Regions from separate parts of the Homo sapiens genome. Here region 1 is linked to region 2. A link is a loop called in an ENCODE intact Hi-C map of the cell type or tissue named here. Cell type or tissue: dorsolateral prefrontal cortex. All regions are shown on one strand. Region 1 overlaps CLMN (calmin). Region 2 overlaps DICER1 (dicer 1, ribonuclease III).

Evidence for each region. Hi-C counts contacts between places; a loop is a spot of excess contacts. Peaks named below come from ENCODE experiments on the same cell type or tissue, not always from the same donor. Only the 100,000 strongest peaks of a DNase experiment are listed, where the experiment ranks them.
Region 1: a loop joins it to region 2, with 3 times the contacts of the local background. A loop is called at or near these places in 10 of 110 quality-filtered maps.

Annotation. Positions count from the first base shown.
Region 1 is chr14:95,194,338-95,198,337 of GRCh38, forward strand. It overlaps CLMN (calmin), which reads right to left. Exons shown (of 13, transcript NM_024734.4): 10 at 2,161-2,357; 11 at 199-259. Among named protein-coding and RNA genes, the nearest start is that of DICER1-AS1, 39 kb to the left of the region's middle. RefSeq lists a silencer at 1,979-2,145. In dorsolateral prefrontal cortex, a CTCF peak has its summit at 2,159; no DNase peak of the experiment used is centred here.
Region 2 is chr14:95,108,561-95,112,560 of GRCh38, forward strand. DICER1 (dicer 1, ribonuclease III) reads right to left here. Exons shown (of 27, transcript NM_177438.3): 13 at 3,612-3,687; 14 at 2,757-2,896. Among named protein-coding and RNA genes, the nearest start is that of MIR3173, 27 kb to the right of the region's middle. In dorsolateral prefrontal cortex, no CTCF peak of the experiment used is centred here; a DNase peak (open chromatin) is centred at 1,839; H3K27ac peaks cover 2,488 bases.

The sequences.
Region 1 (4,000 bases), 86 kb after region 2:
ATTTACATCTCTTATTGCCCAAACCGGATATCCGATCGGACTGTGCTTAATGATAAGGTTCCAATCTGCTTGTCTTCTATCCAAAAGTATAGCTGTTGCATGCCAGTAATTTCAAAGCTCTGGGCTGGGGAGGAGGAAGGATGGAAAGGAATTGATTAGCAGGGGCCGTGCGGAAAGAGAAGAAATTCACATACTAACCGATTCCGAAGACCTATGAGTATGTCGTCGAAGGTAAATGCTGGAGTCACTGTGACTAGTCCTGAAAAACAAACACATGTTTTGAATTGGTACCACCTGGAGCTCTTCATGGCTCAGTTGTACGGTCACCCCCATCCTGGGGTTTCCACGTATGGGTTTAGGCAAGCGACAACTTCACAGCCAGGGACAGAAATGACAGATTTTATATCTAACATGCCTACTTTGGTTGGACAGTGCTTACAAATAGGATGGATATTAGTGATACACACATTGGGCCCTCATCTACAAGAAAAATCAAAGTCAGGATTTTAAATAGAAAGCAAGGCACATATTCTTAAAAATCAAAGCATTTGGAGCAGGAAGTAACCCAAGCATCCTGATGTGCTGGGACTCACCAGAGGTTCTCTGCAATTAGTCAGACCTGGGCCTAGACCAGGCTGCCCTGACTCTCTCTACCTGCGTCTGAGGTCCAAAATGTACAAGTGGGAATGCTTGCCTCGCACTTTTCACATTCCACCCAGTCCTAGCGGAATGGAGGGTAACGTCCTATTTCCTTGAAGGATGGAGCCCCGCCTGAATCACCCCTGTGGCTGACCTCTTTCTCCCTCTCCTGAAGTCCCCAGGCCTAGCAGACTCCATTGCATAGTGGCTGCTCAAGGACTCTTTGAGAATTAATCTGCTTAGGGAGAAGCTGAGCAGTTGGGCAAATCCCCTGCACTGTTTGTCCAAAGTGCTCACCTGCACTGACAGCAGAGCCCAGCGACATGAGAAGATCATAGATGACTGCTAGACAGTCACACCCAGGGGCAGGGACAGGCACGCTGGGAGTCAAAGGCCAAGTGGGCAGCAGCCTTCTGTTGTGCCTTGGCCCTCCTCCCCCTGCCTCTGTTTCCCCAAAGTCCAGGCACAGAAGCAAGGCAGAGGGAGGTGGAAAGCCAGGCACCTGCCAGCAACTCCTCTGGCTCTGTCTGTATGGGCTTCTCCCTACCCCTCCCCAAATGCATACCTCAATAGTTTTCTGTTGCAGCTTGTATTACATCATCACAGGCAACAAGGGGGCACAAAAAGAATGTGGAATGTGGAGTGGGACACATCTGAGTCCAAGACTCCCTAAGCTGGGGAAGTTACCTGGCCCCCTGACCTTCTTTGTCTGCCATATGAGGCACAGTCCCACCAATGTGTCTATAGGTGACGTGAGAATGAATGAGAAAATGAATGTGAAGTTCCTGGGCACAGTAAGGGCTTGATCAACACTGACTGACTATTGTGACGATGAGAGAGGGGAGAGACCAGGGTCTTCTGATTTTCAGCAGTTACACATTTTCCCTGGGACAAATCTGGCTCATCTGGTGGCCTTGGAGTGACAGAGCAGAGGTGTGCTATGAGATTCCTGTAGATCAGTTAAATCTCATTATCCTCCCTGCTCCCTCCTTCTCCCAAGCTAAATCAAGCATCCCTACTTCCTTGGAATGGGAATTGTGGAAGAAGCCATAATATTAATGAGATGTCCAGCTTCCACGTGCCAGACATTAATGGTCTCCTTGGTGGAAAGGTGGATATGCTTGAAGTCATTAAGATGCTTATAAAGTGAAGTCTGGTCAACCTGTAGTTGTCTGGGGGCCAGAAGGCAGCCAGCAGAGGCTCCAAGTCTACCGCGTTCACCCCCACGCCTACCTATGGTTCAGCCATCTGCTGCTCACTGCCAGCTTCCACCCAAAGGTTTGAAGACTGAGGAGAGAAGGCAAGCTTCCCATCCTTCCCTTTTTGCTCCTTATGAGGTCTGGTAATGATGAGGGTGGGTCGGGGAACCCAGGTGTAGAGAATGAGGATTGTGTATGAAGCTGTATTTCCCTTGCTGTCCAATCCCATGCCTGCACCTCCCACCCCATCAAATCAGAAACTGCAAATAACTCTCTAACTCTCTGGCTCCACCTTACGGGTGAAAAGAGATGAATAAAATACCTGGAAGGAATGCTGTAGTCGCTACTGTCTTCTTCTAGGTCATCTGAGGATTGAACACTTCCTGGTGCTACAAATAGTGAACTTTCTACGTGGTCCACATGTTTCCTTTTTTCCTTTTTTTTACTACTGATTGATTCTTTCGTTACATTTTCTTCTAGGGGGTTTGCTATGTTTTCCAGGTTTGGGGATTCCTGGGACTGAAAGACAGAACAACCAAATCCAAGTCAGTATGTCACGCTGCAGTGTAAAGTAGGTGACATCACCCAGCAGTGCTCTGCCCAGGCCCAGCCAGGGCGTCCCTTCCAATTCTGCCTGTTCCCTGATCCTCTTCATGAATCCCCTGCAGCACAGCCTGCATGAGAGACAAGTCCACCCCAACTCCGGCCCCTGGTACAGACTTCAAATGCTACAAATTGATGGAGTTAAAACAATATAGGTTCTAGAGTTGGCAAGATCTGATTTCAAATCCTGGCTGAGTCAGCTCTGTGACCTTGAGTGACTGATGTTATCTTTTTGAGCCTCAGTTTATTTGTTGGTGAAATGGGTACAATAATTATTAACCACATCCCACTATTCCACAGGATTTCCTATAAATAATGTCTCTAATTAGCTGTGTGTGGTAGTGCCTGTGGTCCCAACTACTCGGGAGGTGGAGGTGGGAGGATTGCTTGGGCCTGGGAGGCAGAGGTTGCAGTGAGCCAAGATCATGCCACTGCACTCCAACCTGGATGACACAGTGAGACCCTGTGAAGAAGAAGGAAGAAGAAGAAAAGAGGAGGAGGAAGAAGGAGAAGGAGGAGGAAGAAGAAGAAAGAAGAAAGGACAAGAAGAAGAAAGAAGAAAAGTAAAGAAGAAAAAAGAAGGAGAGAAGGAAGGAAGGAAGATAGAGAGAGAAAGAAAAAAGAAAAAAAGAAAGAAAGAAAGAAAGAGGAGGAAGAGAAGGGCTCTTACAGTGAGCAGTGGTTGAATCCTTCACAACCATCATCCAATTAAACAAAAGAATAAATCCTGGAAGCTAGGTGGGCCAAAGGGTGCAAAGGTGGCCTATAGGTTTGGAGAGGCACACGCACAGGCAGGTGTAGAGTTTTCAGGATGCCATCTTCACTGTGCCTTTGGCCAAAGGTGGATGGTAGTGCAACATGTCTAGCATGCATTGGTAATGAAGATTCTTTGACCTCTGTCTGCACCAGGCACTCTGAAACCCGTCAGCAAGGCTCCCGAGTGAAATGCAGGAGCACGGTCATTGTTGGAGCCACGTCTCAAGAATTCTTTTAGGGGCTGGAAGAACCTGTTCAACAGGTGTCAGAATAAGAGCATTAGAGCGGCCAGGCCATTGTGCCCCGGGAGAACAAAGCTCCATGCAGGAATGAAAAGCTGCGCTCAGCAATCTGAAATGATAGTCTCACAGGCTGCCCTCATCAATGGTCAAATGCTACTGTTTTTGAAAGATGAAACAAGCAGAGGGCTTATTTATTTTTTCAAGATCAGAAGAAAAACTTGCCATTTTCTAGTCCCTTTGGCTGGGAAAATATCTTTTTTTCTTTCTTTTTTTTTTTTTTTTTTTTTTTTGAGATGGAGTCTTGCTTTTGTCTCCTAGGCTGGAGTGCAGTGGCTTGATCTTGGCTCACTGCAACCTCTACCTCCCAGGTTTAAGTGATTTTTCTGCCTCAGCCTCCGGAGTAGCTGGGATTACAGGCACCTGCCACCACGCCTGGCTAATTTTTGTATTTTTAGTAGAGACAGGGTTTCTCCATGTTGGCCAGGCTGGTCTCGAACTCTTGACCTCAGGTGGTCCACCCACTTCAGCCTCCCAAAGGGCAGGGATTACAGGCGTGAGCCA
Region 2 (4,000 bases):
ATGTCAGCAAGAAAACAAATTAATTCTGGCTTTACTAAAAGCTGATGAGAATAAGCTAAGAAAATACCCGAGGCATGACACTTCTTAATTACTTAACCCTGCTGGGTAAGTCAGCGGATCTCAGGACAGGGCTGCTGACGGTGGCCCAAGTTCACATACATTATAATGCAGTGCTGACTACATAGCTAATACCAAAATTATACATAAAACAATCCAACACTGTAGGGCCTTTTTAAAAATACTATTCATTTGATCTATTTCTTCTGACAAGAAAACTCATCTCTTCCTTGGGCTTTTTATGTATTAACTGTAGAGTATCAGAAAATGAAGTTAGGCAAATTTTTAAAAAATCACATATAATCCTATCACTCAAAGACAGCCTTTATTAACATTTTGATACACTGTATAATTCCTAGACTCTTTTTCTATGCATAAATACATAGAAACATATATACATTTATATTTTTCAATACAAATAAAATCACACAACACTGGTGTATATTAGGGTATGTGTGTATCTGTGTTTGTGAGATAGCCTGATTTTTATCCCGTTACTGTAAAGAGAATATCTGTCCGAGTCAATATGAGCCAATATCATCATTTGTAATGGCTACCTCATTATGTGAGTGAACCATAATTAAATGGACATTGCTGCTAGGCTTTCAATATTAACACAATCCTTCAGATTATGGTCTTGCAGTTCCTGAGGTTCAATGAAAAAGAACTGCATCTGTAGTTAAAAGGTACAAAAATGCTGGTAAAAGAGACAGTTATATTTAATAGAGAATCAGAAAATAAAGAATGTATCTATTAATTAAACAGGATGCCAGGCAGTACTATGCTTTTCTTTTTTTGTAGAGACAAGGTCTCACTATGTTGACCAGGCTGGTCTCGGATTCCTGGCCTCAAGTGATCCTCCTGCCTCAGCCTCCTAAAATGCTGGGATCACAGGTGTGAACCACCACACCCAGCCAATACTATGCTTTTAGAAACACTTATCATTAACGACTTTATCACATGAAACTAGTCTCACGTGAAAATTTGGTATGAGGAAAACATGCATTTTGGGAAAATGGGTAACATTCATGATTTTTTAAAAACATGATTCTGAATCTTGAAAATGCTAAGCTGGGTGCAAAATTTTATAAAGTAAAAACTTGGTAAAACTGCATAAGCAAAACCAAAGAAACACATATTTAGGCTAACATACAGGCACAGCAGTCCCCGCTTATCTGCAGCCTCCATGGTTTCAGTAACCTGAGGTCAGTCACGGTCCAATAACAGGTGTGTACAGTACAGTATTTTGAGAGAGACCACATTCACATAACTTTTATTACAGTATATGGTTACAATTGTTCTATTTTGTTATTACTGTGCCTAATTTATATCTTAAACTATCATAAATATGTACAAACGTATTTTAAAAAGCATAATATATGCTGTAAGTCCTCACTTAATGTCTTCGGCAGGTTCTTAGAAACTGGCTAAGGGAAACAACCAATTGGTAGAAAGAAACCAATTTTCCCACAGGCTAATTGACATAAATCAGTTAAATTCCTCCAGCACATTTCTGATCACAAAAACATCACCAAATTTCTAAATTAAAAAAAAACACTTTTAATATTAAGCATTAAAATAAATGTGAGCTATAGATACACTTAAGAAAGATGAATAAAAACAAGGAAGATGATTATTCACCCACTTATTCCAGTTCAGGGCCAAGGGTGCCAGAGTCTATCCTGGCAGCTCAGGGCCCCATGCAGGAACCCATCCCGGACAGGACACCACTCTGTGGCAGGGCACACGCACATGCATCCCCATGCTCACTCACAGTGGGGCAGTGCAGACACGCCAGTTCACCTGATGTGCACAGTTTTGGGATGTAGTAGGAAACCGGAGTAAGCAGACATGAGGAGAATGTGCCAACCCCACATAGAGACAGTGGCCCTGGCTGGGAACGATTTTTTTTTTCCTTGTCAACGTTCTAATGAAACAACGTTGAGCTGCTGGAGGATCGGTACTATCTGCAGTTTCCACTGTGGGTCTTGGAACATACCCTCCAAGGGTAAGCGGGACTACTACACACAGCAAAATTCTGCTTTTGCTTGGGGTTCTTATGAGGTAAAAATATTAACAAATATTTTAAAAATAAATACTTCAGCCAAGTTTGTCTATTACTAGAAGTTAGATTTAGAGATGCTTTCATGTGTGAACTCTGCTAGGATGCCCACAGATTGAGCTGGAAACACTCCATGGAAATAACTTATTTCGATTCCCAATGGCCCACACTGGGAATCTGACATAACTCCTGACAGATATTTGTGCTTCTACCTTCCAGTGTACCTGTCATCTTGAGAGGGCATCTTTTCACTTGCTTATTTTATCACACAAATCCTCTTCTGTCTTAGCCCCAAATCATAAGTAAAACAAGAATCACACCACTAAACTGAATGAAACAAAGAATGTCTATTTAAATGAAATAATCTCATTCTGGATAGAATATGACAGATGGGTCCAAGAATCCTTTTGAGAAGAAAAACAAAAGCAACCTCTGAAGTGGAAGAGCACACATTCTACATTAGGAAGGAAAGAGGCTGATCTGAGAGAAGCTGTGAATCGGAGAAAGGAGCTGAGATCCAGAGTGGGCCAAACTGTAAGGGTGTGGGAAGCCAGCCAAGCAGAGGAACTGAGATTTGATGTAGCGGAAAACAAAGTCAGAAATGCTAGGTTTTTACTCTGTTCTAACCAATACTAACTGCTTTTGGGTAGCACTGCCTTCGTTTCGTGGAACCTGGTCTTCCTGGAACACTGGTCTCTTCTTCATCATGCAAATCAAGCTCCTCTTCATATTTAACAGTCTCTTTCCCAACTGGCATCAAATGGTCATCCAGTTCGCCTAACAAATTTAAAGAGAGAATTAACACAATCCAGATTTTGCCTGATTAATTAGTAAAGAATTTAGAACAGAACTATGTTAGAAGGACCTGGAAAAGTAATGGAAACTAAAGCACCTTTGCCTTTTACAATTTAAAAGTAATCAGATTCACACTTCAGGCAAAGTCTATTTTGGCATCCATATATTCCAATATGAGCTGGACTGCAAATTCTGTTCTAAGGTTCAGAAACAAAAACATCTAAACATGACATCACCACATATCAATGCTAAATAAAATGGCCATAGAAAATGGGTCCACTTATACAGGAGCAGGATTGAGAAAAAAAAAAAAAAGAAACTGAGTTCATTTTTTAAAAAAGGATTAATTTCTATACTAGTATAGACTAATTTGAGAGACTGACATATTAAAACACAAGTGTTCATGGTGCATGATTCAACAATTACGAAAAGACCTTTATGTACTTAAAAGGAGTCATTAAAGAGAGCAAATAAATGACAGTTGTTTGCAGTCAAGCTATGGAAAACAAAGAGCTCCCACAACAATGTAGGATCTTCAAGTTACTAACACTTATGTTTATATTCACCAAAGCACATTAAGATCAGCAAGTGAATAGCTCTACAAAATCCTTACAGATCTATAAAGTCCTCTATATGCTTTTTTTTTACAATGGTTGCAATTTATTTTCATTCGTATATGCTTTTCAAACATCCTTACCAATTTTGTGCAGTTTCTCACAGCAAATGAGAGCTACAACTCTTTCAGCCAATCGTACACAGCTCATTGGTGGACCCTGAAAATAACAAAAACCTTTCCATTATATATGCACATCGCTGTATTACCTCTAGCACATGAAACACCTATGAAACCACTGCCCCAACATTTTTAAAGTTCAATTTACCAAAACAAAATTCTTTATTTTGAAAAATTCCAGCAAGTTTTTAAAAATTCTAATCTCCATATTTGAAATATTCATCTTTAAAAGTCCTGCCTAGTAAAAACTAAGTCATAATTAAGATTTTACAATTTTGATGAATTTAAATTTCAGTAAGATTTTAAAGTATCTTATTTTTACTAATCAATAAATATGTAACAAAAAGAAAGAT